3 separate regions of the Mus musculus genome follow, and regions 1 and 2 are each linked to region 3. Evidence: chromatin loops called from intact Hi-C (ENCODE). Cell type or tissue: heart. All regions are shown on one strand.

What was found. Hi-C counts contacts between places; a loop is a spot of excess contacts. Peaks named below come from ENCODE experiments on the same cell type or tissue, not always from the same donor. Only the 100,000 strongest peaks of a DNase experiment are listed, where the experiment ranks them.
Region 1: it touches region 3 in a loop (2.9-fold over the local background); 2 of 42 quality-filtered maps call a loop at or near these places.
Region 2: it touches region 3 in a loop (4-fold over the local background); 4 of 42 quality-filtered maps call a loop at or near these places.

The regions. Positions count from the first base shown.
Region 1 is chr5:136,195,385-136,203,384 of GRCm38, forward strand. It overlaps Prkrip1 (Prkr interacting protein 1 (IL11 inducible)), which reads right to left and starts at 3,570. Exons shown (of 6, transcript NM_025774.3): 1 at 3,391-3,570; 2 at 2,396-2,474. The coding sequence starts at 3,516. In heart, no CTCF peak of the experiment used is centred here; DNase peaks (open chromatin) are centred at 3,687, 4,361 and 6,597; H3K4me3 peaks cover 2,252 bases; H3K27ac peaks cover 1,716 bases.
Region 2 is chr5:136,322,968-136,330,967 of GRCm38, forward strand. Cux1 (cut-like homeobox 1) reads right to left here. Exons shown (of 23, transcript NM_001291234.1): 11 at 3,783-3,965. Among named protein-coding and RNA genes, the nearest start is that of Mir721, 49 kb to the right of the region's middle. In heart, a CTCF peak has its summit at 4,972 (motif pointing left); DNase peaks (open chromatin) are centred at 1,734 and 3,884; H3K27ac peaks cover 295 bases.
Region 3 is chr5:136,564,565-136,572,564 of GRCm38, forward strand. Cux1 (cut-like homeobox 1) reads right to left here and starts at 2,926. Exons shown (of 23, transcript NM_001291234.1): 1 at 2,614-2,926. The coding sequence starts at 2,676. In heart, CTCF peaks have their summits at 1,856, 3,021 (motif pointing right) and 4,432 (motif pointing right); DNase peaks (open chromatin) are centred at 1,897, 2,737, 3,087, 4,447 and 2 weaker places; H3K4me3 peaks cover 4,801 bases; H3K27ac peaks cover 3,457 bases; H3K27me3 peaks cover 1,370 bases.

The DNA.
Region 1 (8,000 bases), 370 kb before region 3:
TCCATTTTTTGTGTTTCTTGTTCCCCCATTCTCTTCCAGGTGGCCGCTCAAGTCCCCGTTCAACTGGCCGATGGGTCGGGACAAAAAAAAAAAAAAGACATAAAATGCGCAGACTTTAGTTTAAGAAGGGCTCTCAGCATCCCTCCATGATTTCACAAGTGACCTGCTAGACCCCTAATGGTTGACAAACTTCTGATACTGCAGGTGAAAAGAAGTGGGTAGCAACAGTTTTTCTTGAACAAATGGTTTTGACTACAGAGAGGTTCACGAGGTTGTAGTAGAATATTTTATGTGGAATGATGGAATGTCAAGTGGTTTGCTTATTTATTTAGGCTTCTAGAGATAGGGTTTCTCTGTGTAGCCCTCGATGTCCTGAAATTTGCTCTGCATACTTGAACTCACAGAGATCCACCTGCCTCAGCCTCCTGAGTACTGAGATTAAAGCATGTGTAATTCCCACCCAGCAGGTGGCTCTTTTCTAAAAAGTGTTTAGGTATGTTTGCCTGTAGGTTTGTGCACATGCATGCAGGCGCCCATGGCGTGCTCACCGAGTCCACGAGATCCTCCAGAGCTTGAGTTACAGGCAGCTGGAGCTGCCAGGAGCTGGCCAATATGGATGCTGGGAATTAGACTAGAGTTCTCTGCAAGTACACACTCTTCAATGCTAACTCATCTTCTTAGTTCTACCTTTTATTGAAATAGGGACTCACTATGTAGTCCTAGCTGGCCTAGAACTCTATATATAGATCAAGAAGGCCTCAAACCAAAAGAGATCCACGGCCCTAACTTCTGAGAGTTTGTATTTAAGTGCATTCACTATGCCTGACATTTTTTTTAAAAACCTGACATTTATGCATCTGTTTATTTGTAGAGCAGGAAATAAATACCACAGCATGAATACAGAGGTCATAGACAACCTACAGGAGTTAGTTCTTTCTTTCCACTTGGACCCAAGGGATAGAACTCTGGGCGTCAGGTTTGGTGGCAAGCACTTTACCTGCTGAGCCAGCTCTCTATCTCTGAAGCTGTACTATTTGCTTCTACTTAGTATATGTTAACCTAAATCTACTATATAACAAGTGTGTTTTCACTTAGGAAAAATTAAAAATGGAGGCTGGTGAGATGGTTCAGTGGATAAAGGCACTTGCTGCCAAACCTGAATTCCATGGTGGAAAAGAACTGACTCCTCTGACCTCCACAGGCACCACGGCGTGCACAAGCACATGTGCACAAGCACACACAAATAAAATCTTTAAAAAGCATAAGATGTCATTTCAAAGAATGAGAAAATCAGGTACAATGGTTCTGCTGGCTAGTTTTATGTCAATTTGACACAAGCTAAAGTCATAGGCGGATCATACCTCCAGGAGATCTGCCTGTAGGGCATTTTCTTAATTAGTGATTGTTGAGGAGGGCCCAGCCCATTGTGGGTGGTGCCATCCCTGGGCTGGTGGTCCGGGTTCTATAAGAAAGCAGGCTAATCAAGCCAGTAAGACACCCACCATGGCCTCTGCATCAGCTCCTGCCTCCAGGTTCCTGTCTTGACTTCCTCCAATGATGGACTGTGATATGGGAGCCCTTTCCTCCCCAAGTTGCTGTGGGACATGGTGTTTCATCACAGCAATAGAAACCCTAACTAGGACAACGGTGGATGTTTCTGATGCCAGCACTTAGGGGGCAGAGGCATGAGGAGTATGAGTTCAAGCACAGCCTGGTCCACACAGTGAGACCCTACCTCAAAAACAAAACATCGTATTGAAGAGGGGGCCTGGAGCTCTTCCCTGCCCAGTCCGTTTGTCTGATCATGTGACACTTTAGCAGCTTTTAAAGCCTCTGAATAAAATGGTTTAACCACAAGAAACAAAACAAAACCAAAAGCATAACTGGGAAACCATTATCTACTGTCAAACCATAAAATAGCAAGGAGTGCTGTCTCCTGTAAAGACAAAATAGTTTTCCATATATATAATAGAGGGCACCTGATCGCTTTACAGATGGTTGTGAGCCACTATGTGGTTGCTGGGAATTGAACTCAGGACCTATGGAAGAGCAGTGTTCCTAACCACTTAGCCACCTCTCCAGCCCCAGACTAATTTTCCTATCAAAGATCTAGTTGACAAGAAAAGAAAATAGTGTTTCATATTTCCCCTTAAAAACTATAAACCCGGGGCTGGTGAGATAGCTCAGTGGGTAAGAGCACCCGACTGCTTTTCCAAAGGTCCGGAGTTCAAATCCCAGCAACCACATGGTGGCTCACAACCATCCTTAACAAGATCTGACTCTCTCTTCTGGAGTGTCTGAAGACAGCGACAGTGTACTTACATATAATAAATAAATCTTTAAAAAAAAAACAAAACAAAAACTATAAACCCCTGACACCCATAAGAGACATTACCCATGACATCTCGGACAAATTCTGGAGGCGCTCGAGGAGCCCATTCATTCATTTTCTCTGGAATTGGAACTGCTTTGTCCTGGAACAGTTAAACAGAAAAGCATCTATGAACATACACTTGCTGAGGAAGGTACATCCCGTTTGACGATCTCAACTGAGCACGCTTCTCAAATCTGGAGCTGACTGAGTGTAGTTCTGCTGCCCTGGCCTTACTTCATCCACTACACCATGGGGTCTAACGTGGGCCAAAGTTCTCCTGCGCTAAACAAGTCTGGAATCTACGTCACTAAGAGACGAGCCAACCTCTTCTAGTCAAAGATATGAGCTGTCTGTTTTACGAGGCCCATTGAAGAGGTAAAGAGTGATGTGGTCCAAATTTGGCGTCCAATGCTTCTTTAATAATGGCTGCTATTTGGAGTTGTACACTTTTGCTAAGACATCGATTCTGGGTTTTGTTGGTTTCTGAGATAGGTCTCACTGTCTAGCTGATCTGAAACTCACTACGTAGACCACGCTCGCCTCGAATTTGTAGCAAACTTCTGGGGTCAGCCACCAGAGTGCTGGGATAGCAGGTGTGCACCACCATACCCAGCTCCCACCGCTTTGGTTCATATATTAAAATAGAAAGGGCTGTGAAGCAATACTGAATAGTAGCGCAGGGCTGTCATCCCAGCTCGTAGGGAAGATAAGGTAAGAGGAGCCGGGATGCGAGGAGCCCGGATGCGAGGTCTGCCTATCTTACAAAGCCGATTCGGTACGGAACGTGGACAGCACGAGCAACGCCATGATACCGCAAACAGCAAACTAAGAAAAAGGAGGGTGTGGAGGGCTGGGCAGCGCCTTCGTGCAGCTACGCTGTAGGACAAGAACAGGAGCGAGGCTCCCTCCACGGGGCCGCCCTCTCCGCCCCAGGGTTGCTCTAGGGGGACTGAATGTAGCCTTGCTCGGTCTGGCGGCGGGGTGAAGGGACTGCGCCTCGGCCCACTTCCACTCACCGGGTTCTTCATGAGCCGCTCCAGCTTGAGCTTCTGCTCCTCGGCCGCATTCTTGGGGATGACCAGCGTCTGCGGCTCTTTCTTGGGCCTGGGCGGTCTCACAGAAGCGGCAGCAGGACTCGCCATAGCCGCTCTCCTACTCCTTTACGAAAGCTGCCGGCGGCCGCTCGTATTGATGACGACAGAAGAGCGCGCCAACCGCGCACGCGCACTCTCAAACCCCCGGGGGGAGGGGCGCTCTCCTGAGGCGCATGCGCACTCTCTCCTCGGAGGTACGAGGCAGTCCTAAGCAGCTTGCTTGAATATTCATGAACGCGAGGTCAGTGTGGTTTATTTTGATCATAGCACTTTAATTTCATTTCCTGTTTCAAAACAAATCAGGGCTGCCTGATTCTCACATCCGGAGAGGAAGAGACGGCCTTTAGTGATGATGAGTGGGCTGGCCCCAGGCGACGTCTCAGGTCCCCAAGGACTTCGCACAGCTTGCTCTGGGACTCTTGGCACGTCCCTCCCAGTTTCGCTCGCTCCTGGGCTTTGTCTTTTTTTTCCGTTTCTTTTTTATCTATTCTACTTTCTCCCTACCCCACTCTCTCTTCCTCCTCCTCCTCTTCTCTCCCCTTCTCCGCCCTCTCCATATCGTCTCCTTCCCTCCCTCTTTTCCTTCCTTCCTTTCCTTTCCTTTTTTTTTTTTTTTTTTTTTTTTTTTTTGTTTTTTTGTTTGTTTGTCTTGTTTTTCAACACAGAGTTTCTCTGTATATCTCTGTCCTGGAACTTGGTTTGTAGACCAGGCTGTCTTCGAACTCTCGGAGATCCGCCAGCCTCTCACACCCCGATTCCTATAATAATCTTATAATCTCCTTTGTAACTGAACTCTTAAGACAGACCCGATCTCCTTGGCCACGCTGAAAGTACAGCGCCACCAGTCGAGCCTGAGTATGTGAGTCTGTTTTAGAATAAAGGAAGTTGCCATTCCAATCTACCTGACGAGGAATTAACTTCAAGTCTTTCACTTGAAGGTGAAAGTAATGGAGAATGATGGAACTGCGGCCTTCTGGTGGTGGAGTGTTTTGTTGACCATGCGTGAGGCACTGAAGTAGCTCCCTATAGTAAAAGATGTTAAGAGCCAGCAGTGGTGGTGCAGGCCTGTAATCTCAGCACCCAGGGAGTTACAGGCAGATGGATCCCTGAGTTCAAGGCCATCCTGGTCTGTAGAGAGAGAGTTCCAGGACAGCCAGAACTACACAGAGAAAGCCAGTCTCAAAAAACAAACAACAAAAAAACAAGCAACAACAAAACAAGCAACAACAAAAACCCAAGATGGTAACAGTAACATCTTGTAGGCAAGGAAACTGAAACAAGTCCTTTATTAGAAGAAGCTTATTAGAATGAAAGGGCCTCAAAGCTGACTGTTGCTGGAGATGGAGGGAGAACAATAGACAGTACAGTATATGGATCTCTGAACGTGGTGGGGCCTTAAAGGGAGCAAGAGGCTTCCCTTTGGAACCTGGAGAGGAGCTTCATTAAAACTGGAAGGAAGGCCGGGCAGTGGTGGCACACGCCTTTACTCCCAGCACTCCGGAGGCAGAGGCAGGCAGATTTCTGAGTTTGAGGCCAGCCTGGTCTACAGAGTGAGTTCCAGGACAGCCAGGGCTACACAGAGAAACACTGTCTGGAAAAAAAGAAAAAAGAAAAAAACAAAACTGTGAAGAAGAGAAAGGAGAGAAGTCAGAAGAGGTAGTGTGTGGGGTACAGAGGAGCCTCTTCAGAAATCCAGGATAATCTTGCAGCAATCCCCCCCCCCACACCCAGGAGTGACCAAATTCCCAGAACATAGGAAGGGGCTTTTTTGGTAACTCTTTAGGGGCAGCACAAAGTTTCTCACCATATGGTTTAGTTCAGCACAGTGAATATGACACAAAACACAGAAGGGCAAGATGCCATAAACAGAGAGCTGCTAGATCACACCACTGACTGATTCTGAACTCTACCCCAGAGAGAGCTGCTGGCAGGTATGCCTGACTCAGGCTATGGGAGATGGCCTAAAGGCACAAGCCTGTAGAAGAAGGAGAAGGAGAAGGAGAAGGAGAAGAAGAAAGAAGAAGAAAAGAAAGAAAGAAAGAAAGAAAGAAAGAAAGAAAGAAAAGAAAGAAAGATAGAAAGAAAACTATCCAGAGGAGTGCAGTAGCACATACATGTGATCTTAGTATTTAGGAGGCAGAGGGACAGAGATTTCAAAACAAGCTGGGGCTATATCACAAGACCTTGTCTGAAAAAAAAAAATTAAGGGCACCAGTCATGATGCTAGGAACCTTTAATTCCAGTGCTTGGGTGGCAGAACTCTATGAGTTCAAGGCCAGCCTGGTCTGCATATCAAGTTTAGGGCAGCCAGGACTACATAGTAATGTTCTATCTCAAAACACAGCCAGGACAAAAGGAACTGAGGGCTTGCTCTGCTCCGTGGTAGAGACGTGCCCAGAGTCCACCAGTGAGGTCACTGACGATGGCCATATTTGCCCAGCATGTACAGGTACCGGTTCCAGCATGTACGGGTCCCGGCTTCCGATCCCTGTACTGTACATAATAACATTATTATTTAAATATATAATCAGCGAATTGATTCCTAATAACATCTTGTCCTAAGTAAAAGCGTGTTTACTTAAATCCTATGCCAAATCACTTTCTAGAAGCTGCAACCCCATAACAACCCTTTCTAATACCTGATTTCTGCAGACAGCCATGATTGCACTTGTTCTGTGTGGGGTGTGCATTTGGTGGCTTTCACTGCTGTTAGGTTCCCTCTCCCCCCCCTCCTCCTCCTCTTCCTCCTCCTCCTCCTCCCCTCCCCTCTCCTCCTCCTCCTCCCCTCCCCTCTCCTCCTCCTCCTTCTCCTCCCCTCCCCTCCTCCTGATCCCCTCCTCCTCCTGATCCCTTCCTCCTCCTCCTCCCCTCCCCCTTCTCCTCCCCTTCCTCCTCCCCCTCCTCTTCCACTCCTTATTAGAGAGAGAAAAAACCTGACACCCATGCTGCTTGCCTCAGGATCACACAGACTGACGCCCAGTGGTCTGTCCCCAAATCTTCGCAGACGTGAGTCATGGCAAAAGTCGTGGTGGGTGGGGATGACATCCTGGCAGGACAGTTTACATGGTGCCTCCTCAAGGCAGCACCCAGATCCCACTTTTCTTTCATCTCTGGACTCTCTTCCCAGGCTTTGGACCTAGAGTACTACATACTACCACCAGAGGGCAGCAATGTACCACTCAGGCCCCACGGGCCCTGGAACTCCATCCATAGTGCTGCTTTATCTTCCTGGCTGGAAACCCAGACTGGGACCCCAGTGAACAAGCTCCAAAGGCAGGAGACCAAAGAGTATTGTATTGGTGCACACCTGTAATCACGGCACTCGGGGCCAACCTCGGCTGCAAAGTGAGCTTCAGGCCATCCTGGACTACATGAGAGCCTGTCTTAAAAAATAAAATAGGAGTAGCCAGAAGTCGTGTGCAGGCCTGGAATACCTCATGGTGGAGGTGACTAGCAATGAACATTTCAGCTCTGCATGGCTGCAAGGCTTGTATGTCTCTTGACACTGCCTTCCAGGGTTTTCTACTCTGAGGCCTGCCTAGCTGTATAGCTGTCCATCAAGAAGTATCAATGGGCCGGGCATGGTGGTGCACGCCTTTAATCCCAGCACTTGGGAGGCAGAGGCAGGTGGATTTCTGAGTTCAAAGCCAGCCTGGTCTACAGAGTGAGTTCCAGGACAGCCAGGGCTACATAGAGAAACCCTGTCTCGAAAAACCAAAGAAGAAGAAGGAGGAGAAGGAGAAGAAGGAAGAAGAAGAAGAAGAAGAAGAAGAAGAAGAAGAAGAAGAAGAAGAAGAAGAAGAAGAAAGAAGAAAAGAACAAGAAGAAGAAGTAGTAGTAGTAGTAGTAGTAGTCTGGGTCCCAAGAACCAAAAGATGGAACCATCAGTTGAAAAAGTATTTAAAACTGATCAGGGGAGCTGGAGAGATGGCTCAGTGGTTAAGAGCACCGACTGCTCTTCCAAAGGTCCTGAGTTCAAATCCCACCAACCACATGGTGGCTCACAACCATCTGTAATGAGATCTGACGCCCTCTTCTGGTGTGTCTGAAGTCAGCTACAGTGTACTTAGATATAATAATAAAAAGTCTTAAAAAAAAAAAAAAAAAAAAAAAAACAACTGATCGGGGCTGGGGAGATGGCTCAGCTGTTAAGAGCACTAACTACTCTTCCAGAGGACCCAGGTTCCAGTCTAAGCACCTATATGTTGACACAATCATCTATCTGTAACTCCAGTTGCAGGGGATACAGTGCCCTTTTCTGACCCATAAACATATATAGAGGCAAAACATCTTCACACATAAAACTTTAATGTGTGTGTGTGTGTGTGTGTGTGTGTGTGTGTATGGCTCTCGTTAATTATGTGACTGTGTGTGTGGATGGAGATGCACACATGAGTATACCAGCAGAGGTCACAGGTGGCGGATTCCCTAAGGCTAGACGCACAGGCAGTTGTGAGCCTCCTGACATGGCTACTTGGAAGTGAACTTGGGTCCTCTCCAAGAGTAGCCCATGAGTGTCCCTGCTGAGTCCT
Region 2 (8,000 bases), 240 kb before region 3:
TCATGGTGGAGAAAGGATAGGGCAGTTTCAACATGCTGGACCACGAGAAGCAATTAATGAGTTGCCTGGGATACCCAATTACAGATAACACCAGTAAAATGTGTTGGTTAGAAAACACAACACAACACAACAAAACCCAGCAATCATATTAGGACTCAAGATTCTGCCTATGGGCTGGGGATGTAGCTTAGTCGGTAGAGTGCTTGCATAGCTTGCATAGCATGCATGGAGCTCTGGGTTCAACCCCCAGCACCACAGCATCACATAAGAGAGCATAGTGCAGTACACCTGTAATTTTCGAATTCCAGAGGTAGGGCAGATGTTCAAGGTCATAATTGGGTATAAAATGAGTTTGAGACCAGCCTTGGATACATGGACCCTGCTTAGACCATGAAACCATCAACTTTGTATGACTTGCTCTCTCAAAGTGACTGTTATCAGAGCTGCTTCCAGGCTGCACCCTGATTCCAGTCCCTCAGCACATATTCTGTAATCACTTGCCCCTCAAAGCTGAAAAAAATATGGTTTAGGCAGGAAAATATAAATAAAAGCAAACTAACAGCAACAACAAAACAGCTGAGCGGAGCAGGGGGACGTGGGAAGAAAGAAAAACCAGAAAGAAACATCTCATAGTAAATGGGTGTGCTGATGCATGCCCATAGCCCTAGCTCTTGGGAGGTTGGAGCAGGAACTGAAGGCCAGCCTTGGCTATACAGTGAATTCCAGGCCAAGGTGGTACATGAGACCATGTCTAAAAAAGGAGGAGGAAGAGAAGAAGAAAGGCACAGTAGTATAAGACAAGCTATCATTGTGGTGTTACAGGAGCTATGACTGGAAGGTCAGAGTTCCTCACTATAAGTATCAGGTGACAGGTTGAGAAGGTGACAAACCTATTCATCTTATTCATAAAATATCTCCCTAGTGATTGTGTCTACATTTAGTTTAAATCAGAGACTATACATTATGCACATTAAAAAAAAAAAAAAGAACAAGAAGAAGAAGCCATGGCTGAGCAGAGTGGCAGAGACCTAACCCCAGCACTCAGGAGGCAGAAGTAGGTATCTCTCTGTGAGTTCAAGGCCAGCCTAGTGTACTGAGCACTCTAGGTCAGCCAAGGTTATAGAGTGAAATCTGTCTTAAATATACACTCACATTGCTCTGCTCAAAATCAAGAAACAAATCCTGAGAAGATACCTCATTCAGTCAACCTCACCCCTGCGGGGAAGTATAGGATATAGCAGGGGATCTGCCCATTTGGTGGCCTGAGGCCTTCTGTGTATGGCTTTGATATGTATCAGAGCCATCTTTACTTTTGGCAACAAGGGGTTAAGATAATTAAAATCAGAAGTCTTGTTCTAGAGGATATGTTTTGATTATTAGATCAGATGAAGGGAAGGAAGGGAGGATGATTTTTGGAAAGAAGCATTGCTGGATTGTTTCATTAACTGTGCAGTATTAAAGAATTCCCCCAAGACACGATAAGAACATTAATTTGTGCAACTCTGTTTCATTTTGTGTGTGTGTGTGTGTAAAGGCAAACATTAGAGCCCTAACTGATTTGGAAGAAATTGCTCTGTATGAGAACTGGAGGGCTGACAGCCTGCAGCTCTGCCAGGGAGCAATGGGCAGGATGCACTTGAGTCAAGCCCTTACTGGGACAGAGGAGACCCAGAAAAACAGTTGAACGATGATGTCATCCAAGGCAGAGACGTCAAACCTGCGTTCTCACGCCAGCCAGGGCAAGCTGATAGGAGGAAATGCTGGGCTATGAGCCATTTACCCAAGCCCAGGGCCTTCTCCTCAGGGACACCTGGGCAAGTGGAAGATATCCCTGCCAAAGAAGCCAAGGAGAAAGAAACTAGCCTGGCAGAGCTGTGGTGCTGCTGGCATCAGCCACAAACTCACAGCAAAATGAGGTTCAGGGTTAAACTTGGTCATGTATTAGGAAAAAAAAAATCACTAAAAGAAAAGGGTGGGGAAAATGCTTCTGTCCGTGAAGTGCTTGTAGGGTAAGCATGAAAACCCAAGTCCTACCCCAGAAACCACATAGAAAAGCTAGTCATGTGGCATACTTTCTAATCCTAGTGCAGGAAGTAGAAACAGGCAGATACCTGGGATTTGCTGGCCAGCCAGCTATGCCTTCTCCTTGTGCCCAAGGTTTCAGAAAAGCCTTTGCCTCAAAACACAATGGGAAATTTTCTAGGTAGCCCAGGTTGGCATAGAACTCACAGGTTCTCCTTTCTTGTTCTTGTCTTCTAAGAGCTAGGGTGCTAGCCATGCACCATCATGCTATACTAGAATCACTTCATATAAGAGAAAACCTTTCCTTCCATCTTTCCCTCCTCCATTTTGAGACTAGTCTCACTGTAACAGACAAGAGTGGCTTGGAACTTCTAGGCTTAATGACACTACTGCCACCTCAGCTTCCCCAGTAGTTAGTAGTACAGGCTCATATTTTAGTCTGTGTGTGAGTGTGTGTGTGTGTGTGTGTCTGTGTGTGCGCGCGCATGCATGAGTGCATGCATGTACAGATGGAGAGAGAAGGACATTGATTGTCTTGTTCCTCATTCTCTGCCATTTCACCTGAGAAAAGTCTCTCACTGAAGGAAAGCCAAAAAGTCTTAGCAATCCTCCTGTCTCCACTCCCCACAGCAATAAGGTTATAGACAGGTGCCTAGAACCATGCCAGGGTTTTTACATGGGTGTTGGGGATTTGAACTCAGGTTTCATGTTTATATAACAAGTGCTCTTTACCCCTGAGCCATCTCAACTTAGCCTCCTCCATTTTTCAGTGAGCTAGATTTGCTTCATTTACTGACCTCACTCACTCATGCATGGGCAAGGAGATACCTGGAGGGGCAGGCCAGCCTTGGGTGAAAATCTTGGAGGAAGAGCAGGAGGTCCTCCAGCCTGGCCAGAGCCCTGAATGGTGCTAGTCTCGCCTTCTTGTCTGCCAAACATACCTCCCAGGAGTCCCTCCTGGCCTAACACCTAGCAATCTAGGATTCCAGAACCATCTTTAAGTTGCACTTGATTCGACTGGTACTTTGAAGTGTAATTACTATTATTTAGAATATGTAAAAGGTCCTGGGCTCTGCATTAGGGAGATTGTCTTATAAAAAAGAAAAAAAAGACTTAGAAACCAGTGTCTGCTCGATTGCCTAGAATTCCATGGGACAGAAGGGACGGCATATGGCTCTATGGGTTGAGGCAACATCGAGTTCCAGGCCACTGGCCTTCAGTACATACTGACAAAGAAGTGACTGTCAACTCATGGGGGCTCAAATGTGTTTTCTGTGGATCTCCAGGCTTCTGTGTAGTTTGTGTAGCTTCTGTGTAGTTTTGTGAGCTGGGTACTCATACAGGAGAAAGTTGGGATGCCCAGCAGCTCTGTTAAAGCACACAAACCTACAGAGATGGCCTTGACTGTGAGGCTGGCCGCTGAGCCCTCCACAAGGAGTGCCCAGCAATGCCGGGTGCTGTGCAGTCTTGGGAGGTCTCAAGTGGTAGAGTAGTGCAATGGGCAGACAGGAGCAGTCAGGCATCTGTCAAGTACCAGGGAGCTCTCTGCTGTGGGGGAGTGGTGCATTACAAGGAAAATGCCAGGAGTGGTAGTGGGAGTCAGACTCAATTTCTCTGTCCCAGGAATCTAGGACTTTGCTCAGAACTGACATGGGCTGGAGCTTGTCAAGGTTATGGTCACGGGCCAGTATGTTCATGAAAGCTCATCCATGCTTGCTAACCCCACCTTACGCATGCTCTCGTCCCCACCACGCCCTTACTTTGAGTGTGCTATTCTTGGCATTCAGTTGCTGCTCCAGCTGTGAGATCTGGCTGGCGGAATTCTCACGTAGCTTGGTGAGGCTGGCCTGGAGTCGCTGCACATCTTCCACCAGCTGGGCGATCTCCCGCTCTTTGGCAGCCAACTCTACTTCTAGGCTGGATCGGGTCAGCACCTCTATGGCCTGCTCCTGGGAAGGACAAAGCAATGACGAGACAGCACTGGCTCTCGGGGAGGAGCTTGGGGACCCGTCCACCTGCAACTGAAGCACAAGCCACATAGATAGGAGGGTACAATCAGCAGGAGTCAGGGGTGGACATGACTTCCTGCCTTTGCATGGCTGTGACCTGGATCTGTTACTTGGGCAAATATTTTCTCAGAATCTCTCTCCCTTGTACTAGGCATGTGGCAACTGAAAAAAGAAAAGCCTGTCTTTTGCAGGCTCAGTCTAGTGGGGCTGGGCAAGTTAGACACACCTTTGAAGTACACCAACTTGTTACATGTGAGGTGGTGCCAAGGACTACAGAACACTGGAACAGGGAGGATATGAGAGTTAAAGTCAGAAAGACTATTTATTCAGTGCCTGGGTCTTCCCATGTAAACCTAGGCTACTCTGGAACTCATGGGAAGCCGCCTCTCTCTGCCAGCCGAGAGCTGGGATTAAGGATGTACATTGAAAGGCTCTTTAAAGTAGATTGGTCCATAGAGTCTCGCTGAGCTAGGGACATGTGAGCAGAGACCTGAAGGGTGGGAGGCTGGCTCTGAATTCTTAATCATCCTGTATTCACTTCCCAAGATTATGGGTGTTCAAAAACACTCTGGACTAGCATGGAGTTTAAAGATGAGGAATATACACATTGGTGGATCCTTTGCTTAGAAATGCTTATGATAAATGAACTGTTTCTTTTACTCATTAATGTCCTGCCCCCCCATGCATGCGTGTGCACAAGTTGGAGGACTTAGATCTCAGATTGTCAGACTTGGCAGCAAGAACCTTTATCTGTTGAGCCATTGTTTCAGCCTGAGTATTTGTTAAAAATGTCTTCAGAGGATTGAGAGATGTCTTCAATGGTTAAGGGCAGTTGGCTATTCTGCCAGAGGACCCAGGTTCTTTCCCCAGCAACCACTTGGAAGGTCTCAACTGTATTTAAGTCCAGTCCCAGGGCACGCAGTGCCCTCTTCTGTCCTTCATGAGCACTGCATGCACATGGTGCATAGACATATGCAGGCAAAACACCCATACACATAAAAATAAAATATAAAATGTTCAGAAAATAGTAAAAGGGGGCAGGAGAGGTGGCTCAGTGGTTACGAACACTGGCTGCTCTTCCAGAGGATCCAGGATCAGTTTCTAGGATGTATGGTGGCTCACAGTTCTAGGGGATCCCATGCCCTTCGCCGGCCTTCAATGGCACCAGACACTCACAGACTTCACAGGTGTACATGTAGAAAAGGTACCCATATACATAAAAAACCCAAATCAACCCTCCTCCACAACCTCCCATCATTCCCTAAAATGCTGTGTGAAAAACACATAACACGTAAGCCAGAAAGGTATTAAAAAATGAGCTAAAGTCCAATCTGTAGCTTGGCTTCTCAATGACTCTGTTTTCATTGAGTTGTAAAGTCAGGTCTATGTGTGGTGGTGCACACACATGATTTCAGCCCTTGGAAGGCTGATGCAGGAGGATGGAGTTTACCAGCTTGGGATACATAGTGATCCCTGTACCCAAACACCAAACAAAAATGTTTTTAAAAGTAGTTATGGCTCCTGACTAATTCTGGAAGCTTTTCTGCAGAGTAGAGACATTTGCATATGACTGTATGGATGAGGACTGGCGTGTAGCTTCCATAGCATGAACCAGTTGCTCCCCAGCCCCCATACACACAAGAGGTAGAGGACAAAGCATGTTCCTTCATCTTAGTCTTGTCTAGTTGTGCCCAAGGTGTTTGTCATAGCGCACATGGCACATGTGGGGACAGCCAGTTACTGAGGGAAGTGACTTTTCCTAACAATGTCTGGGGAAATTCAGGCCCTTTCTATGGAAGTTTATGCAGATCTGTGTGCCAAGCAGATCCTGTTCTGGTTCTTTAATGTGTATGATGTTCTATTTCCTCTCTTTGGTGCTGAGCTCCTAAGTATCCCCCACTGGCTTGTCCCTGGATATAGTCTACCTATACTATCCTATCCAGCACATACCCATGGGGTGCCTGTCTCCAGTGAGCTGGTGGCTATGAGGCAAGCCCAGGAATGGCAGGAAGAGACTCTAGAACCAACTGACATCCTGGTGGCTTCTTACTGTCTTAAAAAGTATCAGTTTACAACTGGATGAAAACTTTAAAACATAAAAGTTTCACAATAGGATTTGCAGAGCTGTGGATCAGGGAAGGGGGTGGGGCACATAAGACAGATGACCTGGGATTAGGTATGTGGTATACAATCACAGTCTCAGAATTCTGGAAGTGGAGGCAGGAAGATTAGGAGTTCAAAGCTATCCTTAGCTATATAATGAGTTGGAGGCTAAGTCTGGGCTGTCATATGAGACCATGTCTCAGAAAGAAAGAAAGAAAGAAAGAAAGAAAGAAAGAAAGAAAGAAAGAAAGAAAGAAAGAAAGAAAGAAAGAGAGAGAGAGAGAGAGAGGGAGAGAGAGAGAGAGAGAAAGAAAGAAGGAAAGAGAGGGAAAAGAGAAAGAAAGAAAAGAAAAGAAAAGAAAAGAAAAGAAAAGAAAAGAAAAGAAAAGAAAAGAAAAGAGGCCTTCAGGGAAGTCAGAGGCCAGCTTGGCATGTGCAGTATGAATCATGTATATATTCTAATGGATCTGTTCCATTCCATTCTGGAAGATGCCAATTGTAAACATTGTTTCAAGGGTTCTTTGGCAGTCTATAAAACCAGCCAAAAGGTGACCTAGACCTAACAATGGGCCAGATCAAGCCCAGGTTAAGGTATTGGGGATTGTAGGTCAAACAGTTGATCTACACAGAGCAGGTCTTGATGGATCTAGGGTTTATCACCAGAACCCTGGGTACTTGAACCACAAATTCCTCATCCTAGGCTGACCTGTAAACATTGCTGTCCTACAAAAGTCAACTGAGATATGAACACATTCCCAAGACAATTCTTTGGCTCACATCTGTCTCCTCTTGGTTCCATAGTGGGATACAATAAAATGAAAGAATGGAGAAAGGTTAGGGGCTGAGGTGGATGGAAAGGTTTGAGCCTGGGCAAGGATACTAGAGACTGTTATTTTAGAGGCTAAGAATGAAAGAGCTATAGGTACAACGGGAAAGGAGATGCACAAGCAGAGGGAATAAGAGGGCAGGTCTAGGCTAGCCCTTTAGTTTCTTCCTTGCACCAGCAGACTCTCTGACGCTGGCCTCACAGATGGCCTTGCCCCCCAATATTAAAGTTCCGATAGGCTAAAGAGTGGCCAGGTGTGCTGTAACTGATCCTTGAACTAGTATTTGTCTGTAGACACATCACAGGGCTCTTCAGCACATCCTGACTTGCTCAGTGTCCATGAAAGAGTGGCAGGTTGGTGGGTGGAGCGAAAGGTACCTGTGAGTGCTTGGCATGTATGTGGGCACCTCATGCTCATGTGACAAGCTCTTAATATTTGAGCCCCTCCCCTCCAGTCTTCTAGAATCAGAGTTCTATGAGGCATTCAATGCATTGGTTCTGGCTTGGCCACAGTTATGGATTCTACTCTTTCCCAGTTGAGTTCCATGGGCTGCCATGAAAGACCATTTTTTCCTGCTGGCTCTATGCCTGTGGTGGCCTCCATGGGAAGGTATAGATAGGGAAGTCCCTGCTTGCTGTGGCTGAGAGACTGAAGCCAGGGACTTGCAGCATTCAGCCCATGATGAAGTGTGGAAGCCACCCCTGGCCCCACAACTGACTGGATCTGTAAAAACATTCATTTCCTTCTGTAATGTTTGGGTTTGCTGTGGCCCAGCAAGGTGCCAGGGTTCTCTGCAATCCAAACATTTAGCTTAGAAGCCCTGTTAGACACGTTAGGATGAATGGCTTCCTCCTGACCAAGGGCGGCCACAGAAGCTGGGAAGCTGCTGGCCCTGGCTCCAGGGCTTGCCTCTGCCCTGGTGCTGTCCCCAGGGCTTCTACATTTGAGTAAGGAAGAATAAAGGACACATTTCAGAGGAAAATAAGTTACTGTGTCCCTGAAGTATGAAAGAACTAACAGTCTCCTTCATGAGACCCCT
Region 3 (8,000 bases):
GGGACGACACTAATATACACCCAGTTCATAAACTCTAATAACTCCAAAATCATTTTTCTGGCCGCCTTTGGTAATGTGCAATAAAAGAACTTTATTGATATTAAACTAGGATGTCACATGGGGGTGGGGTGGGGGGGGGAATTAAGGTTTCTTAAAATTCCACAACGGGTTTTACAGTAAGCACAGGAATTAAATTATGGTAAAAGGGAGCTATTTTTACTAAAATAGGGTAGACCAATTAATCAAAAAATGCCATCCGGCGGTGTTCATTACATTCAGGAATCTAATTTACACAATAGACTATGGTGTAATCCATTTTAGTCAATAAATACTCAAAACTTCTTTAAGCTTTAATCTTATCAGAAATACATATTTCACATAGTCTTCCTAGTTAAGAGAGCAATGGGAGGAAATTTCATAACGAGCATGAGTCTGCCTTATCGTCCTCACGTAGGCAAGAGCAGAAAAAGCAAGCACAGTTAAGTTGTTTCACTCCACCTATAGATGTTTCAATCCAATCGCCTTCCTTTCCTGCAGGCCTACATGTGGAGTTCGTTTGTTTCAGACTCCTAAGGGTGCTGTGGGTTAATAAATATCACCAGTCCTCCGGCTTAGAAAAGTTCACTCAAGTTCATGTTCAAGCACACTTTAGAGTTGGGAGCAAAGGCGGTTCCCTAGAGATGTTATGGAAGATCACACACACACACACACACACACACACACAGAGGGCAAGGCTGCCTCTATGGACCACAAGACTGTCCCATCTCTCTGGTGTTCCCAGTGATCAAAGCTCTGAGGGCTCACTTGCCGCTCACCTTCAACTTGGCTCCGGCTACGCACAACATCCACCTGGCAGAATCCTGGGGCTGTCCAGGCGCCGCGAACGCGGAGCTAGCACTAGCAGGGAGGACCCCGAGGGCGAGCAGCTGGTTCCGATGAGGGGTGGCAGGCAGAATAGCATCCTCTGGGCACGCAGGCAGCTCCGCCGCGGATTGGGAAGCCCCGATACCATCCCCTCGAGGCGACGAGGAACCACAATCAGTCTCCTTACAGTCCAGCGGGGCCCCCGGGGCTTTGCTTTCGAGAACCGGGCTGGAGAAGGCAGCTCGGAGCGGACCTGACGCGCGCTCCATAACTCCTGGGGCCCCTTTGCAGAGAGGACAGAACACACCCCTCGCGAAAAAGAGTGAGGGGCTGGAGTGATGCAAGCTATCGGTCACCGAGGGGGGAGCCCTGGAAGTCCCTGAGACACGCAGCTAAGTCTGGCTGCACCGATCGGTGACCCCGGAGGAAAAGCGCTCCGAGACCGGGTCACGCAGCGGCCTGCGCTCGGTGGAAAGTTGCAGCCTTTCTCCCGCACCTTTTCCCTTCTCCCGGGCCGATCCCGCACTCTGCGCGACCCACCGGTGTCCCCCCGCAAGCCAAGTTTTTCCCTTCCAAAGCTTCCCCCACAACCCCTTCCCGGGGAAGTCCCCGGGCGCAAAAAAGGGGGACAGATCCAGCTCCGCAGTCACTTTCACGCAGAAGACACACAAAAGAGCGCGGGGCTTGCGGGTTGGCCCCGGGACGTAAACAAACGGGGTGGGGGAGGGACCCGCCACACCGGGTAGCCGGTGCCCTGGCCGGGGCGACACCGGTTGACAATCCCTTACGGGAGTAGTGGAAAGAGGAATGGTGGCAGCTGGGCCCAAGGGGAACGATCAAGGAGCAGCCAGGAGCTCCAAGCCACCCGCCGTCTTCACGACAAGGGGCCACCCGCCAGCCTGGCCGTCGCCGCCACCGCCGCCAGCCGCCGGTGGCCGATCTGACCCTCCCCCGGAGCCGGCGGCACCACAGCGCCACCAGCTCCAGCTCCGCCGCGCCGGCGGGGCAGTGGCGGCGGCGGCGGCGGCGGTCCGCGACTCTCTCCTCCAGGAGACAGAGGAAAGAGAGAGAGAGAGAGAGACAGGCGCTTCACCCCCCACCAGCAACTCCCCACAAACTTTCCCCGGGAATACGACGGGGCTGAGCCGGGGGGAAGGAAGGACGTGACTGGCGCGAGGGGGACTAGCGTCCCGCAGCTCCCCTTCTTTGCAGCCCTGCCACCCCTCCAGAGCCACCCCGTGGCGCGTCCCCCTCTTTAGCGCGCGCGAGTTCCCACTGAGCCCCCGTGGGGGGGGGGGACCGCCGCTCCCCCCTCCTCTCCACCAGGGTCCCGCGACAACGACAGCGCGCGGGGTAGGCGGCGGCGGCGGAGAGGACGATGAGGATGATGATGGCGATGATGGTGGGGAGGAAGACACCCTCCGGGGTTGAAGGGGGCAGACACCGGGGGGCAAAGATGTTGGTGGCGGCTGGCGGCTCCGGCGCCATCTTGGGCTGATCGATGAATTGAACAAAGAGGATCAATTTCTGATCAAGCCGAGTGATCAATGAGAGCCGGGGAGCCCGAGGGACTCGCCGCCGACTCGGCCCCGCTCTTCTCCCGGCACCCCCCTCCTGCTTTCCCCCGTCGCCTCAGCACCCCCGCCAGGGCCCTGGCAGCCCGGAGTGTCACCCTCCTTCCTGAGGGAGGCCGCGACCGCCCGCAGCCCTCACCCCCCGGGCGCGAGGCCGAGCGCCGAGAAGCCTGACCTGCAGCTGCTGTAAATCAAAGCGCTTCCAATATTGAAACATCGATCCCACATTGGCCGCCATCTTGAGACATATTGAGACGGAGTGAGAGGCTGATAGAGAGGGGGCTGGAGTTCAGGAGCCGCCAGGAGGCAGCAGGCGGGCGGGCGCCAAAACCCGGCCTGGAGCCGGCCGCCGCCTCAGCCACCGCGGACGCGGACTCCTTCCTCCTCACGGCGCCGCCGCCGCTGCCGCCGCCGCCGCCGCCACCGCCTCAGCCATGGAGTCCGAAGCCTGAGGGAAACGCGGCGGCGGCGGCGGCGGCAGCCTTGACGCGCGCGCGCCGCGCTCTCTCTCCACAGCCCGAGCGCGGGCATCCGGGGCCCTCGCGACCCCTCACCCTTTTTCCCGCGCGCCCCGCCACAAGCCCCCCTCCCAGGCCGCGCTGCGACCCTACGGCGGCCCGGCCTCGAGGGGGCGCTGCGGGGTCTCCTCCGGACCCCGCAGCTCACCTAAAGGGCGCCCTCCCTCCCCAACACCCCCGCCCCCGGGAAGGTCGCGGTCGCCGGTGGCCAGCGCTTTAGGATAAGGTGCCCCTCGCTCTGCGCGCCTGAGGACAGTGGGCTGCGCTGCGGCAGCGGGGCGCGGGCGCTGCGCTCTTTCGCACGGTGCGCGCGGTGGAGCGAGCGGAGCCCACCTGCACAGCCGGCGGTCGGGACCCCACCGGCCAGCCCGCGCGCCGGGGCTGCGGGTGACCTCACTCCGCTCCCCTATGCGCTCCAGCTGGGGGACCTCCAGACCACAGCGGTCGTGAACAGTGTTTCATATTCAAGGAAGTGCAATTGTGTCGTGGTAAAGGGGGCGGAGGGGGTTGACCACCAAGCCTTGGAGCCTGCGGCTGCTGCCGCCGCGACTCCCATTCACGTCCTACACATTCCGTTGCAATCCCCAACTTGCACCGGGACACATCAGCGAGTGGCGACGGCCTCCCCACCCTTCAGAGCCGCTCCAGCGTCCGCCAGGACTGGGGCAAGTCTTGGAGCACAACTCTGTCCCAACCATGCTTCTGCGACACAACCCCAGAAACTTCCTCTGGGGTTCACACAACTCCGCGCCTCCGTCTTTGCAGGCAGAAAGTTTGAGAGCGTGCAGTGCACTTGAAACTGAGCGCTCGTTCCTAAGTTTTGAAGAAGAAAAAAAAAAAAAAACAAAAACGCTCACATTTAAACCGGGAGTGGGGGGAAGGAAGTTCTCTTTACATTTCCTTCTAGACCCAAAGCACGCGTTTCAGGATCGTCATCTTTAATGGATTTATTCACACCAGAGAGTTTGCGTTTACAGTAGGAACACAGTGTTTTCACTTTGCTGCACTTCGGTGAACGTGTAATTAGTTAAGACAAATCCCTAAATTCCTTAATCTTGAAAATTATATGTAAATAACGTCTGTATGGAACACCAAACATGACAGTAGAAAATAATTGCTCTCTGAGCCAAGTTTGAGGGCTTAGCGTTATTCGGTTGCGGTGAGATCGATATTTTTGGAGAACGAGGTTGGAAATGAAAGTCCCCCCGAGATTTAAAGAATACAAGTGTTCCCGGGTCTTGCAACTGCACCCAAAAGCCTCTGTGTCCATGCAGCGGTCGGGACCGGGCTGCACTCCCAAGTCGCAGCCTTTGAGGGGCAGAAGCCACCCGAAGCAGGTGCGTGGGAGCGCGCGGGCGTCAGGAGGCGCAGAGCCAACCTCAAGTCTGGATGCCGTGACGCGGCGCCAGGCGGGACACTGCGGACCTCGGGTGACCGCGAGCTGCAAGGGAGTCAGGCGCCGGAGCCGGAACGCGCGGGCGCCCGTGCTGCAGCTCCATTCGCACCGCCCAGTAGAGGGCAGCGGCTCCCCGACACTCGGGTCCTCAGGGTACCCCCCCCCCCCACACACACACACACACACACACACACCACTGCCCCAATGCTCGTGCCCACCCCAGCTCCTCGTACTTGGCCACACCCTGACCGAGATCCAGGCGGGAAGCAATTCCTTTGCCACCTAAAGCTTCCTAGAGCTTACCCGTTTCTCCCTATCTTGCATTTTAAAGGCCATCTACGTTTGTGCGGTGGCCAGCAAGAACGGCAAAATTTGACCTAAAGGTGGCTAGACAAAATGGGCAGGAGCATTAAAACAAGCAAATTTCCTCTCGTGGGGAACGATCGGAGAAATGGTATGGATTTACCACAGATGTTCTCAATCTAATTATGCTGTCGATCCCCTGGGTTTGAACTTTAAAAACTGAAATATATATGACCTGTGTAATAGTGGGGAAAGACATCTGGTTGGAATTCAGAGTTCTGAATCCATGGCAATATTTTAGATATAAGTTTGACGGGTATTAAATACAATTGTTCCGTTTCTAGTTATGTTTATACTTTTGCATGTTAACCTGGCTGACATTGGGAGGCCCAGAGCTTAAGCTTTATTTAAATAAATTTTAGATTTCTCCTAACAGAGTTTGGGGGTTGTACAGACTTTATTGCCCTCGGCCAGGAAGAGGGGAGAAAAAAAATTAAGATAACTTCTCTAGTGGAATAAAATGTTCTCATTTCAAAAGATAATTCACTAATCAACAATTATCTTGAGTGAATGAAATAATAATGCAAAGACTTGTGACAAGATTTTAAAGAACGCATTTAAGATGTTTAGAACAAGTATAGTCATAAACGAACAACTTAGAGATGGTGGGGTGGCTCAGTGGGTAAAGTGCTTGCTGTACAAGTGTGCTTGAGTTCCATTCTCAAAATCCACGTGGAGGAAGGGAAAAGAGACTCCATAGAATTGTCCTCTGATGTCTACCCCCTAGCTGGGACGTGTGTCCCACTGCACACACCAGGCACACACACACATCGTCATCATAATTAATAAATAAAATTTAATAAAGAGCAAATTATAAGCATTTCAAAGACTAGTTTTTTCTTGCAAGTTCATGCTCACCCAAAGTACTGTAAAACCTGGACGACCACTGGTGTCTGAATGTTGTGGATTTACAAAGTTACGAACTGCTTAAAATATTTTTTAAATGGAAGGGTTTAAAGACTTCTATCTCCATCGACACCCACAAAGACAACACATGAGTGATCACATCCTTCTAGAATCCACTGTGAGAACGGATGGCTCTGACGCAGGAAAAAAAGCTTCACATATAATTGATATGACTTTGAATGAAGCATAAGAAAAACAATCCAGAGGCATTCAGTCATTCTGTTTAATGTCTAGCTTCTCCCTTTAGGGGAAGAGCGCTCACAGTTCCCAATGCATGACTAATTGCCATCCCAAGCTTCCCAAAATAAGTCCCCTGTCATCCAACGAGAGAGCTGATCAAAACGATAGCCATTCCTAGTACCTTTATTTTTCAGCTTAGCACCAGAGAGGGAAACTGTGTAGGTGATGCAGGAGCCCAGAAATCCTCAGTTTCTTCCCCGTGGATCTTGTATTATTACCCAAAACAGTGAAATAAAATAGGGTTAGCTGACATGGTGGTGCACACCTGCCACCCCAGCGGGAGGCAAAGGCAGGAGGAGACTTTCATGGTCATGTATAGGGAATTCAAGGACAGCCTTGTTCTATGAGACCCAGCCTCAAAGACCAACAACAATGGCAAGTAATAACAGTAAAGGATCTGCAAGAATCTATTGTGGTTGCAGTAACTCTAAGAAACATTGTAACATACCTCAAACATTCCTTATTCTGCTCCGGTTGAAGAGTCTCCCCTGGATGGCATCCATGCTTAGTTTATAAAACCCATTAAGGGGAAAGTTGGTGAGTCTCTGTAGGGTGATACTTGCAAAACTGAGCCTTCCTAAGTATATTCCCCAAAATGCAAGTGTGTGAGTCTTTAAAGACAGACTCAAATGGAGTCACTGTTCTTTTAAACTGCACCTGACACCTCAAAAGAATCAGCCGTCAGGAAATGCTTTCCAAGCTGGGCTTGGTGGTGCATTCCTGTTATCTACTCAGCCAGGAGAGACAGGGGCAGGAGGACTGTCACAAATCCAAGGACATCTTGGGCTACACCTTGAGGTCAGGACTAGCCAGAGTTACAAATCGAGACCTTATCTAAAAGAAAGATTTTCTTCTAAACTGAAAAATGTCTCATATTGAAGGGCATTATTTAAAACAAGACGAAAGCTCCCTCAAAGAATCTTAATCTCTCAGGGGGGAAACAATCTTTATGGACTGATTTCTTATTTGTTCCCCTATACATTTTCTCTCCAAGAAACATGGAGTAATAATATGGAATCTTTACCAGACTAAAATCATCATAGTAACCCCAAAATCTTCTAAACTATATGTGTCAAAGGAAAACCGTGAAGCTACTCATTCCAAAGCCTTAATTCTTTTCCTTATTATTCTAACACCCAAAGTAGAACTGGTTTTAAATAGTTTCTATCCAACTAGAAACACTGCAGAGTCTAGGAGATGGCTTAGTGGCTTAGGGCACTTGCCCTAAAAGCCCTGACAACCCGAGTTTGATCCCTAAGCCCCACAAGGTGACTGGAGCAATCTACCTCCAAAAACTGTGTTTAACCTTCACATGTGTGCCATGACACATATGCCCACATACATGTCATACACACATACATGCATACTTCACATGTGTGCCATGGCACATATGCCCACATACATGTCATACATACATACATACATACATACATACATACATACATGCACACTAATGATAAAGAAGTGAAATTTTTTCTTCTAACCATAAACAATGCACAACTTTAAAAACTACACCACGGGAGCAGAAAAGCCAACTCAATGGCTGAGACTACTTGCTGCTCTTACAGAGGACCTGAGTTCAGCTCCCAGCATCCATGTCAGGCAGGCAACTTACAACCAGCTGTTATGCCAGCTCCAGGGGTTCCGATCAATGACTCTAACCTCTGAAGGCACCTACACACTTATTCACATACCCTACATAGAAAAACACAAACATAGAGTTAAAAATAAAATTCAACTAAAAATCACACCATAATGTATTCACTGTTATAAAGGCATGGCTGTAGATGGTAGAACAAATGATTCCTATACATAGTAAATCATATGGGGAAAAAATCTGAACTTTACAAATATAGAACTTCAGCTGGTCAGTGGCAGCACATTCCATTAGTCCCAGCACTGAGGAGACAGAGGCAGGTCGATCTCTAAGTTCAGGGCCAGCCTGATCTATGGAGGAAGTTCCAGGACAGCCTGAGCTACTCAGAAAACAACCAACCAAAAAAGAGAGGGGGGGTGGGTTAAAATTATCTCAAGGTATTTATTCAAAGAATTTGTCAATGTCTTTAATTCACAAATATCTGAGACCAGACAAATTTATAAATTTGAAGTTTTGAAACACTTCAGATTTGTAAATGCCTT